2 separate regions of the Mus musculus genome follow, and region 1 is linked to region 2. The links are chromatin loops, found by intact Hi-C in ENCODE. Cell type or tissue: gastrocnemius. All regions are shown on one strand. Links, peaks and the distances in the headings refer to the core of each region. The heading gives the core; the rest is flanking DNA.

Evidence for each region. Hi-C counts contacts between places; a loop is a spot of excess contacts. Peaks named below come from ENCODE experiments on the same cell type or tissue, not always from the same donor. Only the 100,000 strongest peaks of a DNase experiment are listed, where the experiment ranks them.
Region 1: it touches region 2 in a loop (2.3-fold over the local background); 3 of 42 quality-filtered maps call a loop at or near these places.

Annotation. Positions count from the first base shown.
Region 1 is chr8:18,813,433-18,821,769 of GRCm38, forward strand. No RefSeq gene overlaps it. Among named protein-coding and RNA genes, the nearest start is that of Agpat5, 29 kb to the right of the region's middle. In gastrocnemius, for the core only: a CTCF peak has its summit at 4,567 (motif pointing left); a DNase peak (open chromatin) is centred at 4,535; H3K4me3 peaks cover 1,107 bases; H3K27ac peaks cover 1,149 bases.
Region 2 is chr8:18,919,777-18,928,113 of GRCm38, forward strand. It overlaps a transcript of Xkr5 not described here. Among named protein-coding and RNA genes, the nearest start is that of Gm35934, 22 kb to the left of the region's middle. In gastrocnemius, for the core only: no CTCF peak of the experiment used is centred there; a DNase peak (open chromatin) is centred at 4,828; H3K27ac peaks cover 949 bases.

The sequences.
Region 1 (8,337 bases), core at 200-8,199, 110 kb before region 2:
GTATTCCAGCCCCAAGCGGTCCCTGCATCTAGAATGCAATTTCCTTTTCAAAATACCTCCTGAAGAAGCTTGCCAGCAGGCAACAGTTAAACCTCAGTAACTAATAGAGACTGGGGAGAGAGAGAGAGCCAAGCAGATTTAGCCCAATTCAATACATTTACATTTTACCATGTGAGTCTCCAAATGAAATGCTAACTCCGAGGTTGCATAGAATTAGCAAGTAACAAATGCTTATTCTGCCTAACAAGATAAGCTGCCCCTTGGGGACAAACATAATAAATGAATTGAACACTATGGCTGCATACTTTAAATGAAATAGACAAAAATTTTTCCAAGCCAGGAATAGAGGCAAATAAATGTTAATAGAGGGTAGACTTCAGAAAAGTTAAAGTTGTGTCAAGGACTCCACATCCCATCTAAATTGGATTGTGCTAATACAATCAGAGGTGCAGGAACAGAGAGGGGGTGCAGTGGTTCACAGTGGGAGCTCCTCAGCCTGCAAGGAGCATGCCCCTGTGTTTATTACATTCCCACTTAAAGCTTTGGCTCAGCAACACAGCCAGCGACAGGACCAGCGGAGTTCTCAGGATTCCACTGTTAATGTGGTCAACCAGAAACACTTTAGTAAATACAATGTACCAAGAAGAGGATCCTCCGAGATGAACAGCCGTCAGCTTCATCGGAACAGCTGTAACCCCGTTCTCATGAATCCCCCAAGTTTGGGCTTGCCCATTGTCCAAGAAAGGAGTAGAGAGTTTTTGGACCCTCTGCACTTCCCAGACATTTGCATGAAATTGTGTCCCAATCACACATGGCCTCATTCTCTCTGGGTGCTGGCATGTATGTACAGGCTGTGGGAGGGTAACTAAAAGATGAAGTCCATCTCTGCACCCCATGGCTATCCATCGTTATCCATGCTGGGACTTCCTGGTACCACAGCTGCTTTGGGACCACCCACGATCCTGTAAGTAATCCCTCACTCACGCTCTGTAAATAAGCCCAATACACTCTTTAGTCCCTCAAGTTGTACTCTAGGGGGAACAGCACTTTGGTGTGTTGTTTGTGCTCTATGAGAAGGGGGTAGACCTTTGCCTATCTCCACAGTGGATCTTCTCAGCTTCCTGCCCCAGCCACCTGCTGCCCGACTACCCTGCAATCACGACTCCTAATCTTCTGGAATTATAAGCCAAAGTAAATTCCCCCTTAGGTTGTTTTAGTCTTGGTGCTTTATCGCAGCAGCAGTAAAGTTAACTGCAAATGCAAGGGGCAATGGGACTGACTCGCTGTCGGGCCTGGATTAGAGGGAAAGCCGATGGAGAGGATTAGTTTTACCTTCCTAAATAGGAAGAAGAGACTAGGAGGCTGGGGAGACAGATCATCGTGGATTTAGCTAGACATGGTGGTACTTGCCCATAACAGCAGCACTTAGATGTGGAGGCAGGATGATTATAAATTCAGAGAAAACATGGGCTGCATGGAGAGTTCAAGGACATCCTGGGCTACACAGTGAGACCTTGTCTTTAAATATATATATAATCTGGACATGCCACATCTTTTCTTGCACGCGCCTCCTGCATATGCAAGGCCCTGGCTTTGCTTGGTAGCACTGGGAGGGAGCGAAAGGGAAAGGAGGAAATCATGAGTTAGAATTTGCACTGGACACATCTTCTGATCCTGCCGGAGTCCTAAACAGATCTCCAGTGGGGATGGGGCAGAATGTTGTGAAAGGAACTTCATGCCAGGTAAATGACAAGCGTTGTGGCAAAAGTGTGCGACCTTCAAGGAAATTCGAAAAGTGCAAGATCCACATGCCTCGCCTAGAAACCTGAAGGTATTACTGGGCTCTACCTGATGAAAGCCTCAGTTTCCCCAGGACGTCAAAGCTCACTGGGCTTCTGCCTCAAGGTCATTCACAGGAATCCACGAAACCGTTTTCCTTCCTGGGAAATGACTCCTCCCGCCCCAGGCGTGGCAGCACCGCACTTGTCTTCCTTAGCAGAGAACTTCATGTTTCTATGAAGAATAATATGCCATGGGAGTTGTGACCTGAGCATCACGGACACTGTGATTCTATCGTTCTGTCTTTGTGTGCAGTCAAGAGTTAGTTCTTGTGGGTCTCCAAATACTCAGCTCCATTCCAGCTCCTTCTGTGGAATGGAAACCAGCTCCTTCTGGCTTCCTGGAAACCACGTGGCTTCAACAAGACAAGGCAAGACTGCTGGGAACATACCAGGGTGGCCACAGGAAACAAGTGCTTTATAAAGGAAGGGCAATGGCGTCAGAGGTGACATAAGATAGCATGTAACTGAGGTCACTAGGAGACAAACAGGACTGATGCTACTGGTGCTCTCAGGGAGACAGTAAAGAAGCTACCCCAGCTTCAAAGGGTGTGACGGTGACAGGTTCAGGAAGAGGCTGGCATGTTCTTATGTGATGCCACCCAGGCAGAAGAAAAGGGAGTTGTAGCTGAAAGATGCATTTGTATACTCAGGGTCTGACCTTACTGTCTAACCCGGGCAGAAAGAAGCTGACTAGATTGTGAAAGCCCTATTTGATTGGCACAAGTAATGGTCATAAGTGGACACTTGTAAGGACCCAGCTGTTACCAGCAACGTGATATCTGGCTCTGTTCTCATGGCTGCACTGACCCATTCTTATTCATCTCAAGATTTTTCTGTTCCATCCACGTCTACATTGCCATTGACGTTTGCGTTTTCCTTTGTTTAGAACATCATTCATTCTTAGCATGTTAATATCTCAAGGAAGCCACTGATCCTGGCTGGAAAGACATCCCCCACCTCATTTCATTACTGTCCTTACCCGGGAATGTCAGGTACTCTAGCAGTGACCTTTGACCTGGTCTTTGTTCCCCTCGCAGCAACATATTAAGAAACAAGCACACAAATTCCTCAGGTCCAGTGATTATAGAGTTTGTACAAATCCTATGCTGTGCATTTAGGGTCTCAGCTGAGCTTGCTGTTATGGCCTGGGGGGATGTTAGAAACGTGTTAAGACTCGGAGGAAGGTTTGAGAGGACTGGAGAGAGAACTCTATTGGTAAAGGATTTGCCATGCAAGTGTGCAGACCCAGAGTCTCAATCTCCATACAAAGTCAGGTACAGTAACACATATCTAAAACCCCAGAACAAGAGAGATGAAGACGAGCCACCCAGGCTGGCTGAGTCTGTGAGGGCCAGGCTCTATGAGACTCTGTTGCAAAGATAGGATATGAAGAAGCACCCAAACTCAACCTGTCCTACACACCATATACACATGTGCACACAGCCACACACCACATATGTACCACACATACAAAACAAACAAACACAGCACACACACACATGTGCATGCAGGTGTACACCACACACACACACACACATATTAACATAGATATACACAACATACACAATGCACAGAGTACACATACAACAAGCATGCATACACATGCATACGTATCACACACAGAGTCATGTTTGGAGGGCTTTTTTTCCCAGCCTTCCTTCTATCCAGATGAGGGACCAGTGTCGGAAACTCACTGCTGGTATCTGGTTTCATAAACCCAGTCTCATTCCCTCGTGTTAGAAGTCGCACACATCACAGACCGACTCCAATTCAAAGGCAGCCTGCAAACTTAAGACACTCAAGTAATAATCCCGTAATCAGAGAAAGTTGCTCTTTTGATTGAACAAACCTATGTTTTTAGCTCAAGATGTATGTGTTGCCTCTTCCAGAGTCGCTCCAGCCAGTCTCTGGTTATCACAGCCACAGAGAGACAGCTGATCAGTCTTCAGTGTGGGGTAAAAGCAGCGGCATTTTCAAGATTTCTGGTTTCACCCTTTTAACCCAAAGACTAGCTATAAATAGACGCGAAGTCTGGGGTTTCCATGGCTGAGTGCTGCTATAAATAGCTTTAGACATTTTCCCACTTCATGCTTTCTAAAAGAACATTCTCTACTTCCCTTCTTGGATAACCTTTGGGAATAGAGCAAGACCACATTCAGAAGTTTATTACGGGACCCTGACAGAATGGCTAATGAGCCTTCCAGCAACCGTGAGTGTCCCGCAGATATTAGAAACAAACCTGAGAATAAAAGGATTTCATAAGTGTATGCAGTTAAACTCTTACATGTAAACATATTTCTGAAAGAGACATTTTCAAAGGAAGCAGGCTGTTAATATTTTGCCCACTTTCTCATGTCCCTGGGAATGTTCTTCTAAAACACAAAATTAAGCCTAAATTAACCATTCATCAGTTCTGAAGTGAAACAAATGTACTCTTCTTTCCTTCTCTTGTCAGGCCACTGTGGGGGTGTGAAGAAATGCATTGCCTTCATCTCCCTCACAACACCTCCTAGAGAAAGAGGTGCTGGCCCAGCTACCGGGAGTTCAAAAAGTCTGTCTTCTGCATTGAGAATGCGCATGGGACCTTCTTGTAAGGACCTCGGGTAAGATCCTACACTGAAGTGCTCTCTGCTGGTGCTGCTGGCTTGTGGAAGCCGGAGCAGAGTCCCACAGAAAGGCCTCTGAGCATGTCCAATGCCTGCCTGCTAGCAACCTCTGCTGGTGGTTATTTTCAACAGAGAAGGAAGGGAACCAGCAGCTAAGTAAGCAGAGGAAAGGGAAGGTTCATACGGCCCCAAATCAGGTTCTGGGTTTGCTGTGTTTTGTTTAAAGGTGGACAAAAGAAGATCAGTAAGAGACGCTCAAGATACTGGTGATTTTTGAAGCAGAGTATTTGAGCACTTTTAGCGCTACAGAAAATATTGAGCAAAATATTGGACAAAATTGAAAAAACATTGAACAACAACAACAGAAAGAAAAAAAAAAACAAATAATGTTCCTAGCACTGTCAGTTTCCTCTGTTCTTAATGTAGCAAGATTGTGGGTTGTATTGGTTACAGTTCTAATATGTTGATTAAAATTAGCCCACAGTTTAAATTAAGGGTCACTGCTTGTGTTGGGCACTCCACAGGTTTGGGCAAGTAGAAAATGACACAAGCCACATCTTAAATGTTTTACAAATGAATAGATTTCTCTCTGCCCCAATCTCCCGACTCTCCACCTACTCATCTTCCTCCCCCCGAAACCCCTGTCAACTATTCATAAATGGTGGCCTCTGTGGTTCTTGTCTTTCCCAAGAAACTACCAGACTCTCCTCCACGAGGGCTATTTCGGAATATATTCCAATCAGCAACAAGGGAGTGTTTCTATTGCTGCCCAACAGCATCTGGGGGGCATCAGTGTTCTGTGCATGGCTCTTCTCATGGATGTGCAGTTCATGCCAAGGCTGGGGGGCATCAGTGTTCTGTGCATGGCTCTTCTCATGGATGTGCAGTTCATGCCAAGGCTGGGGGGCATCAGTGTTCTGTGCTTGGCTGTTCTCATACATGTGCAGGGGATGCCAGAGCTGGGGGCATCTGTGTGCTCTTTTCATAAGTGTTCAGTGAATGCCATGGCTGCATTTAATTTATAGTTCCTGGTACACATTGATAAGTGCCTTCTGGATGCTTATTCACCTCTGTGTATTTTCTATGATGAAATATATTAGGATATTTTCTCCATTTTTAAGTTGCCTATTTTTTTTTGTATTAAGTTCTGTCTGTATATTTACCTGAAGTGTTTTGCAAAACAAACATCCATTGCACAACTCATTTTTTCTTCTCTTCATCATTGAACAGCATTTGTCATGGAACCTCAGAGACATTTAAACTAAGAATTCAGCATAATGGATTCTTACTTTTTTTTTTTTTAAGTTAAAAAAGTGTGTGTGTGTGTGTGTGTGTGTGTGTGTGTGTGTGTGTGTGTGTGTGGTGCATGTGCATGTGCATGTGCCCGTGCACATGCACTCTGCTTGTAATGGTGCCTGCAGGGGTCAGAAGAAGGCACCGAATCATCTGGGTGAAGCTGTACTTATAGGCAATTGAGCCCCCTGCCTGGGTGCTGGAAACCAAGCTCTGGTCCTCTGAGGGAGGAGCAAGTATTCTTCATCATGGTGCCATCTCTCCAGGCCCACTTCTGATTTTTAAGAAGACCATAATACAAGGAGGAAGGTCATATAGTTGTAAACCAGATACAAGTATTTCACCCACTCAAGGGCATTCAACTAAATGAAGCAAGCCACTTACAAACAGACAAATACATGTAGTTAGTCATCTCCAGGGGCCAGACCACAGTAACACAAGGTGGAAGACAGCAGTCAGGGCTGCTTGGTGAGTACGGTTTCAGGTTTGCGGAATGCAGCTATCTGGAGAAAGCACTCATAGCTCTATGAATTTTCTTGGTACTGCTGGCACAGACATTTCCAATGAGCTAAGGAGGAGAGCTTCAAGTTATTGAAGTGGACGAAGTGCTTGGGAAGCCAGGCAAACGAGTGAAGAGATTGCTGTCTGGTGTGCTGATCCTCTAAACAAGCCTGTAGTTTCACACATTCGTTCTATTCTTTGGAAGCTTTTTTCGCCTGAGCATGGAAGTTATTCGATAGAATGCCAGGAGCATGCGCGAAGCCCTGGGTTCACTCCTCAGCATCATCTTCAAAATAGAACACATCAGCACTTGGGAAAATTGAGGCACCAGAGCTAAAAATGCAATGTCAGCCTCAGTCTCTGGTATGGTACAAAGTGAGTTCAAGGCCGGGCTACATCAAAATGTGTTTTACGTAATTTTTTGAAGGAACGCAAAAGTTGAGACACGGTGAATGACATGCAGGAGTCTAAAATAGGGACAGAGGCACAAATGCAATTCAACAGTGTACTTTGAAGACGTAGAAACCTTCCCACAAGCAAGCCTTGGGACAGAGCAAAGGGTCAGTGGGACAAGCCAATATCCAAAGGAACACAGTTGCTGAGGAAGAGGAAAACTTTAAGATAATAAGCCAGGCTTGGTGGTTCACACCTTTGATGCCAGCACTCAGGAGGAAAAGGCAAGTGGAGCTCTGTGAGTTCAAAGCTAACCTGGTCTACATAGTGAATTCCAGGGAAGCTAGGGTTACACAGAAATACTGTGTCTCAAGCAACGACAGAAAACATTAAACAACTCACAGAACCCATAGAGGCCTTACTGAAAGGAAGGTCGTCCACAAAACCCAGCCCCATAGCAGAACTGGTACAGGACATACCCAGATACCCAATTCTTAACACAAAGGAGATTTGTTACCCTAGAGGGACAAGTGGGGCAGGAACAGGGGCAAAGGGGCAGCAGCAAGAGCAAGGAAGCAAGAAAAGCTGAACAGCAAGAGAGAGCATCTTTGTAGGAGTGGGCTTTTAAGGAGAAAGGGGGTGTCCGTTCTGGGGTGAGTTGGTAATTCTGTTTGGACATGGTAGACAATGAGTTTTGATTGTTGGATCTTGGTGCTTCATCTCAGGAGCAAGTCAGTGGCCAACTAAGGCAACAGATGTTGGGGGCTAGCTTTAGAAATGTAACATTTTTAGCAAGGGGCAGGGAAGCGGGTAAAGAGGCCACATCTGTGTCCAGTGTTTGCCATACTGAGGCCTGCTAGAGCCTCTTCACTTACTGTGGGAGTCAGCTCACGCACAGCAGGCCACTGAAGTCAGTTATCCAGACAGAAGCCATAAGCTTATGAGGGAGCAATAAATGGACATTAAGAGGCTAGTGATAGTGCAAGATAAATTTGGTTCTAGTTATGGATATCCCTAGTTACAGGAAAGTCTCCTTGTAGGATCGGATGAAGGTAAGGCTAAGTAGGAAGACGTCTTGGTGGGAAGAGGGAGAGTCTCCAGATCTTGTAACATTATTAATCCTCTTAATCTGGTTAATAAGAGTATTATCCCAGTGTTAAAATTCTCAAGACCTCATTGTGACCTAAAGAAGTAAAGATGGGAAAGAAAGGAAACAGGCATTTTAACCAAACAAGAACCAAAATCAAACTATTTTCTGCAAAGCTGATGGAAATAGCTGGTGAAATAGCTTCATGCAAAAAGACACTGGCTACCCAGGGTGATGACCACAGGTCATCCACAGGTTGATCCACAGGTAGAAATATAGAATTGGCCTGCAGGAGTTGTCCTCTGATTCCACATGAGCTTCATGGGATATGTGGTATAATAATAAATAATAAAAGAAAGTAACAAATAATAAAATAATAAAAGAAAAAATAAATACAAGTGGCAGAGAAACATTGTCAAATGCTCAGCATCTCTAGCCACCAGAGAAATGCAAGTTTACATTACCTTGAAATTCCATCTCACCCAAGTCAGAAAACAAAATCATATTGAGAAAACAAAAGGAAGCAAATGCTGGTGAGGAATTCTGGGAAAGACTGAAGTCTCACTGTTGGATGGAATGTAAATTATTAATGTCTTTTGCCCCATTTTTCTCTCAT
Region 2 (8,337 bases), core at 245-8,244:
GTATAAGAATATGTATATGATGTATACGAATATGCATATGATGTATATGTATGTGTATATGTATATGATGTATATGTGTATATGATGTATATGTATGTGAATGTATATGATATATATGAATATGTATATGATGCATATATATATATATATATACATATATATATATATACACACACACATGTATATTTGTGGGGTGCAAGGAATTGCAGGGCCTTGCACATGCTAGGAAAACACTTCATTACTGAGCTGTAACTCCATCCCTGTGTGTAGGTTTTTCGTGTACACAGTAGTTCTCAATTCCTGGGGTAAACGTCCAGAAACACAAGTGCAGATCCTGAAGCTGACAAGTGCTTAGTTGTATGAGAAATTGCCAACCCATCTTCCAAAGAGTCTGCTTCATTTTGCTCTCCTGCCTTCAATGTGGGAGTGTCCATGCCCGCACTACCCAGTGCTCTCTGTGTTCTGGGTTTGCCTGTTCTAAGAGACATGTCAAGGCATATCCCTGTTGTCTCTTTCACTTTTTTTCCAGTTGTCCTGTGGCCAGGAGTGTCTTCTTGTAGGTTTAATTGTCTCTCAAAGCATCTCTCCAATACAATGGTGCTCTCCAGGAGGGCCCCTCCAGGAGGGCCCCGAAACTCAGCACTATGTGTGCCTTCTTGAAAGCCCCCCCTTTTAATAAAAAAAAGACTTTTATTTATTTATTTATTTAATGTATGTGAGTGTCAGGTGTGTCACTGTCTTCAGACACACCAGAAGAAGGCATCATATCCCCATTATAGATGGTTGTAAGCCACCATGTAGTTGCTGGGAATTGAACTCAGCACCTCTAGAAGAGCAGACAGTGCTCTTAACCACTGAACCATCTCTCCAGCCCAAACTTCTCTTAAGAAGATTGAATTAGATCCTTTCCTCGTTGCTAAGACAAGATACCTGGTGAGAAGATGTAGGCATGGAAGGGCTTGTGTTGACTCGCGGGGGTGGAACAACCCATCACTATGGGGAAAGCATAGCAGCAGGACCTTGAAGTGGCTAGTCACATGGCATCTGCCATCAAGAAGCATAGTTGAAGGATGACACTCGGCTCAGGTTCTCCTTCCTTCAGTCGGGGACCTCAGCCCATGGGATGCGGGCATCACTGCATTTATAGTGGGTCTTCTCATTATAGAAACTCTCTCAAAGACCTGCCCAGAGGTTCGTCTCCTAGGGAATTCTAGATCCTACCACACTGACAATATTAACTATATAATATATGTGTGTGTACATACATACATACATACATACATACATACATAGTTTCTTTTCTAAAATCTATGTCTAAGCATTGAAGCACTGGCTAGAAGACATTAAAGTAATCCAGCCAGGTCACTGTAGCAACTTCCTGAACTCAAGGCAAGGATCTGGTTGGAAAAACACCATCACAGCCAAAGAACAAATACAGAAACTGGGAAATGCCACCTTTGGTGTGCATGCTACCCAGGAATCAGGTGCAAACAATGACCAGGGGTCAGATAGTTAATAGAGAGCTGGTTCTTGTGTCACTCACTCACACTTAAAGACTTCAGCCAAGGCCAAGCTGGCCTGGCGTCGTCCCTCACACCATTAACAGGGAGGTCTCTGAAACACTGGAACAGGCCCAGAGCAGAAACGTGTTGGGACACTTCCTCTACACTTCAGCAGGACAAACATCTATTCTGGGTTTGGGCTGTTTCCAAGTTGGGTTACAAGATGATAAACAATAGGGATTTTGGAGGGGAGGGGGAGCGAGTGAGATTTTTTAACTGGGTACTTTCGCAAAAGCACAATTAACACAGTACTTGAAGAAACGATCAAGTAGAATAGTTAGGGATGTGAAGGATTGTCTGCGGTTGTAAAAAACATTTCCCACCATGGTTCTTGTTTATCCCTTGGATGTTTGGGAAGACCTGCCGAGGCCATATTTTTGTCTAGTCATTTGTGTTTCCCATAGACTCCGAGAACTTTCTTTTATAGACTATCAATAATTATCCATCTGACTCTGAGGGTAAGAAATGGAAAGTAGAAAGTTCAAGAAATCAATTAGCCGGCTTAAATTTGCTGAGAAATCCGGGACGGTGTTCAGGACTGAAACTTACAAAAGTAAATCAACATAGGATGGCAAAGTAAATTAACCCGGATGACAAAATGAAAGGAAGAGCTCCGATACAGCCTCATAAATTTCCTGCTCCATGCATTTCGAGTCTCCAGTTCCTAATAAAATTCTCATGAGAACGGAGTACTGCTTCATAAAAGCCCCCGAACTTGCCCCATGAGAACTGGCTGGTTTATAAGGCCACATGGGTTCAAGGCTGTGGTTTATTTATTAAAAATTTCTCAGTAAATATATCATAGTTGACTGGTGACTGCCCTGAGATCATGGGGAGGCCATGTTTCATTCCTCCTGCCCCCAAACCAGGAAGGAAAACAAGAAAAAGCACGTCAGGAACTCTCTGAAGAAACCATAGCTTTTCACTGAAGAAAGTTCTAGGCTCCTTTTGTTTACCTTCAGTCCAGAGACCTCAACCTCTTTCTTCGCCCACCCCTCCCCCTCCCTTCTCCTCCCCATCTCCCTTCTCTTCCCCTTCCCCAACTGATAGGGTCTCATTCAGCCCAAGCTATGTAGCTAAGGATGACCTTGAAATTCTGATCCTCCCATCTCCACTTAAGTTCTAGGATTATGCAATCCCCAGGGCTCAAACCTACAGCTTTGTGCATGTTAGGCAAGGAGTCAACTGACTGAGCGGCATCTCCAGTCCTGGATATGTGTTTAAATGACATGGTGAAGCCAATGCACTCATAGCTCACATAGCTCTCTCAGAGGGAGGCCTTCCTACTGCCTGAGAGGGACACTGGTGAATACATGTGAATACAATGTAGTCTCAATCTGGGCCAAGTAAAGACTTCACTAAAAAGCTGACATGGATCTTGGATGGTCCTAAGACAGTGTCTGTCATGATCATCCCAGCTTAGAGGAAGGGAAGTTTCACACAGAAACGTCAACCCTTGCTGAAGTTATGGACCTTGTCAGGGTCAGAGTAGGGTGGTGAGCCCAGGCCAGCAAACCTCGGTGTGATGTGTGGGCTCACAGGACTAGATGTAGGGAGATGTCCTGTGTGGTGTCTCAGGCGCTTTTATCATTTTGACCCCACTTACCCTGACTTCTTTTCAAATAAACCCATGTTTGGGGTGTCCTGATTGAGCCCAAAGGGACATAGATACACGCACGTAGGGGCTTTTTGTTCCCTCTCGTATGTACCATTGTTGAGGACAATGAGGCTCATCTATGTATACACACGACACAGCGGTGTCTCCAACCTTCATGGTTCATGTTAGCTCTAAACATGTGGGCTTGTCTGGAGCCAAGCCTGAGTGAGTTGGCTCTGCATGCAGGTATCTGCTGAAGTCTATTCTTGGGGTTCGATGCATTACCCTGGAGTTCATTGGCCTGAGTTCCACGTCTTGTTCTGTCTCCAATATGTGAATCAACCTTTCTATGGGAATCTCCCTCTAACCAAAAGTAGTAAGAATGGCCTATGTCTGGACGGCATGCCCAGCGCTCCCACACAAAGACACCCACTCACACACTTCAGTGGACAAGAGCAGGTTGTGTGATATGGCTGAGAAAACTTAATTATGAAGTTTCTTAAAAGTTACAGTTTGTTATTTATGGTAATTTTAGATTCATGGAAGAATTGGACCAAAGATGCAAAGGGCACAGGTAAGTCCTCTTCTTTTGTACACACAGCCTCTGTGGTTATGAACATCTCCGTCTGAGGCTCACAGTCTTTGGACACAACAGTATCTCAGAATCACTGTTTTCAGTAGTGTTGGTCACTCTCAGTATTATAAACCCGAGGCTTTGCACAAATACAGCACGAGATGCTTTCCCTATTGTGTGATTACCTACACACTCTGCCTAGAAGGTGGTGTGTTGCGTTCTGCAGGCACTGGACCAGTCCCTGTCTTTCTTAAAATGTCTAATGAAATTATGCAGCAGAAGGCCTTTCCTATGGCTTCCTTCCTTCAGTGATTGGCACGTCCACTTCTGCCATGTCTTTTTGTGGCTTGATGGTCCCATTCCTTTTTGTGTTGGATAACATCCCACTGTCTGCAAAGACATAACAAGACTGTCTCCCTCCCTCCCTCCCTCCCTCCCTCCCTCCCTCCCTCCCTCCCTCCCTCCCTCCCTCCCTCCCTCCCTCCCTCCCTCCCTCCCTCCCGGGTCTTGCTATGTAGCCCTGGTTGGCCTGAAACTCCAGGCTGTCCTGAAACTGAAACTCATAGAGATCTATGCGTTTGTCTTGGAGTTCTGGGATTAAAGGTAAGTGCTATGCTCCCCGACTGTTTTTCTTAATGAACACAGCAATAGGAGCTGTGTGCATCAGTAAACCTGGCTCTGGTAAGACCTGGGCTTTTGGACTCTGCTGTACATAGCCAGTAAGGAGTCTAGCTCATGAACACTAAGTTAAGTTTGGTGTTAAAGTAACCGGGTGATTGTCTCATTGCTGACTTTGACTGTCAGGTAGATTGCTGTTGGAGGTAGAAATGGATGTTATGTTATGGAAAATGGATGTTAACGTTCTAGCATTAATTTATCTTCATGGACCTTTAGAGCCAGATCCCAACAAGAGAGGGCTGGCAACTTGCTGGAAAAATGCAAATTGTCCTGCAAGTGCTTAGCTTTTAGCAAGACGTTTGTGCTATCCACGCAGGTATTTCTGAGCATACATATCAGCCCCTCAAGCTTACACTTCAGAGGCCCTGGGTCTCCTCAATTGAGTTAGAAGGGGAAACAAGAGGGGAGGTGCGCGAGCGCCACCTAGTGGCAGATGGCACCAGGCCTGTTGTTAGCTCAGAATCTCCATGGTGTGTAAAGCTACCAGCAATCCGAGTTTAGAAGAGTGTGAGGAGCCTTAGCTCTGAGAGCAAACTGACTGAAACACACCCAAAGCCCTCTTCAGCAGCTTACCGCGGAACGTCTTAATTAGGTCTCTCAAGGGTGAGCTGACACCTCAGCTAATTCCTTCTCCACATGAGAATGGTTTATTTGTAGCCTAGAATCAGGACTCAGTGTTACCACGAGTTACACAAGAGAAGGAAGCAAGCTGGCTGCTTATTTCAAACCCAAGTCAAGCTAAGCCAGAGAAAGCTTTCAGCTATAAGTTATTGGAAATGTGTTACTACAATCGTGAGCGCACTCTTGAATGCACAGCATTCAACTGCGCCCGTGTACTTCCTTATACAGAACAATCGGCTATTTCCACTATTGCACAGTGTTCTCCAATGACCACAGAACCAAACAAATGTGTTGAAAACCTGCAACCTTTTGCAACTCAGAGTGCTAGTTTGCACCTAAATAGTGAGAGACGCTGCCATCCACTTTGTAATGGCTGTGACGGAAACCAAACAAACTACGGGCAAACCCTTCTCCTTTGGTGCCTAGGCCCTCCCATCCTGTTGGAGAGTTCGGTTGCTTGCTTTATGGGGTCTTTTTATTGGGCTCCCTGAGAACCTGCATGTTCTGAGAAGGAACTGTGTCTTCATTTCCCAGGACTGTGAAAAAAAAAAAAAACAAAAAACCTCCCATCTTTGTGCCGTTCCTGGGCCATCAAGGACCGTGAGGTGTCTGTACATGATCTCATGGCACCAGAGCGAGGGCTGTTAGACCGTTGGGGAAACCCAGGGGAAGCTCTAGCCTTGGGGACTGTAGCAGTGGCTTGGGCGCCTTTACTGTGTTGCTTTTTACAATACTGAGTAGCAGAGAGCCCTGAGCTCATTTCTTCACTATTTGGTCAAATTTCAGGCGTAAGGGAAAAAAAAAAAAAAAAAAGGGAGTCTCTTTAATTTATCCAATGTCACCTATAAAAAAAGTGTCAATTATAAAGCGTGAATTTGTGGGCTGGTGACAACGGTGTCACATTGCTTTTTCTGTTTGAAGGGGCTTTCGAGGAGCAGATCCTGTTGTTTATGGTGCTCCCACCCCTCCTCCCCATCCCATCCCTTCCTCCACCCCAGCCTTGCCAATGTATAAACAACCCCCAAAACCTGTCTCTTACGGCAGCTGGAAAGAATTGAGCTCCACCAAGACCCAGGTTCCATGCGCCCTGGAAACCCTGACAGGGATGCTGTAATGAACCTGTATCTTTGTGGACTTTTCCACGGTACCTTTCCACAAGGGATTTCCTCCTCCAAGCTGTTAATTTAAACTTTGGATTAGGGCTGTCATTCTCAGAGCTGCCACACTGTAGCTTAACCAGTGATATCTGTGACATTAGTCATCATGGACCGGGTGGATGGAGTACAGGAGCTGGCCCAGAGAACTTGTCTCATCTACTGCTTAAAAAATATTGTGTTTGTTACTTCAAAACTATGTGTATGATGCTGGGGTGGTGATGGGGCACGCCTTTAGTTCCAGCACTCAGGAGGCAGAGTCAGGAAGACCTCTGAGTTTGAGGCCAGCTTGGTCTACAGAGAGTTTCAGGAGAGCCAGGGATACACAGAGAAACCCTGCCACAAAAAACAAAAACAAACACAAAAGTATTATGTATATGTTTGTGTGAGGTTGTGTGCACATAAATGCAGGTGCTCTCAGAGACCAGAATGGGATCCACTTTGAATCTGTGTCATAGGTGACTGTGAGCCCTGTTACCAATCCGGGATATGGGTCTTTTGTAAGGCCAGTGTGTGATCTTAACTGATAAGCTATCTTTACACCCACGGCCTCTACTTCCTTTTTTCTTTTGGACAGGGTTCACTGCGAATTATAACCTGGCTCTGATATACATTGCTCCTGCCTCAGGCTCTAACATTTTGGGATTGCAGAAATGCTCTACCACACCTGACTTTTAAAGCCGGAAGCATTTCCCTTGTCTTCCGAACTGGTGCTTATAGTAAGGTAAAAACAAATTCAGCAGAATTAGCCTTCTGGTGAATTCCCAGCCTTTTTTGGTCTTTTTAGCATTAAAATCCCCCATCTCAGGAAACCCTGAAGTCCCAGAGAACTGGGAAAATCAGTTATCCTAAGCAGGATGGAAGTCAGGATCAAATTTAGACAGCAAACAGTCTATCGGAGTGGGCTGGGGATGAAGCTCAGTTGGTACCATGCTTGTCTAGAAGTGTGAGGCCCTAGTTTGCTCCCCAGCACTATACAAACCGGAAGTGAAACACACCCGAAATCCCAGCACCGAGGAGCTGGACACAGGAGGATCAGAAGTCAAGGCCATCCTTGGCTATCTATATCTATATCTATATCTATATCTATATCTATATCTATATCTATATCTATATCTATATCTATATCTATATCCTCAGCCTGGACTAACTAAGACCCTGTCTAAAAACAAAAACATAAATAAACAATGAAAAAGCAATTGGGCTGAATTTTAAAGTCAAGTTCAGACTGGCACCATGGCTCAGTGGTTAAGAGCACTGACTGCTCTTCCCAAGGACCGGGTTCAATTCCCAGCATCCACATGGCAATTTATAAGCATCTGCAACTTCAGTTCCAGGGGATTTGCCACCTCCTTCTGGCCTCTGAGGGCACTGCATGCATATGGTGTGTATGACATTCATGTTGGCAAAACATCCACATGCACAGAATTATAAAGAATAAAAAAAGAATAAAATTTAACTGGCCCCATTATGGCTAACTGATGAGCTTTTAGCCTGAAACCAACTCAGGAAAGGGCTCAGAAGGAGCCTTACAGTCCGACACTTGAGAGAGTACACTAGACTACAAAGAGCTATGTCCTGCTTGGCAGCATTACACTGTAGCCAGTCCCTCCTGTCCTCTCTCTCTCTCTCTCTCTCACACACACACACATACACACACACACACACACACACACACAGAGCCATCTTATGTGCTTGGCATCCTGGGCTGCTGTACAAAGTGTGGCTTTGCTGTGCCCTTCCTAGCTGCAATATACATATATTTTTCTGCAATAATGAAAGAGACAAAGGGGCTGGAGAGATGGCTTAGTGGTTAAGAGCACTGACTACTCTTCCAGAGGTCATGAGTTCAATACCCAGCAACCACATGGTGGCTCACAACCACCTGTAATGAAATCTGATGCCCCCTTCTGGTGTGTCTGAAGAGAGCAACAGTGTACTCACATAAAATAAATGAATACATCTTAAGAAAAACAAAAATGAAAGAGACAAAGAAGAGAAAGAATGCAGGGCCAATCTGAGGAGCTGATGTGTTCTGCCTAGGGTGGACACAGGACTCTTAAACTCATCTGTTTGCCTTTCTAAGTGCTGCAATCAGCCCTGACATTTGGTAGTTGGCAGGCAGAACATGGCTAAAAGAAGCAGCATATC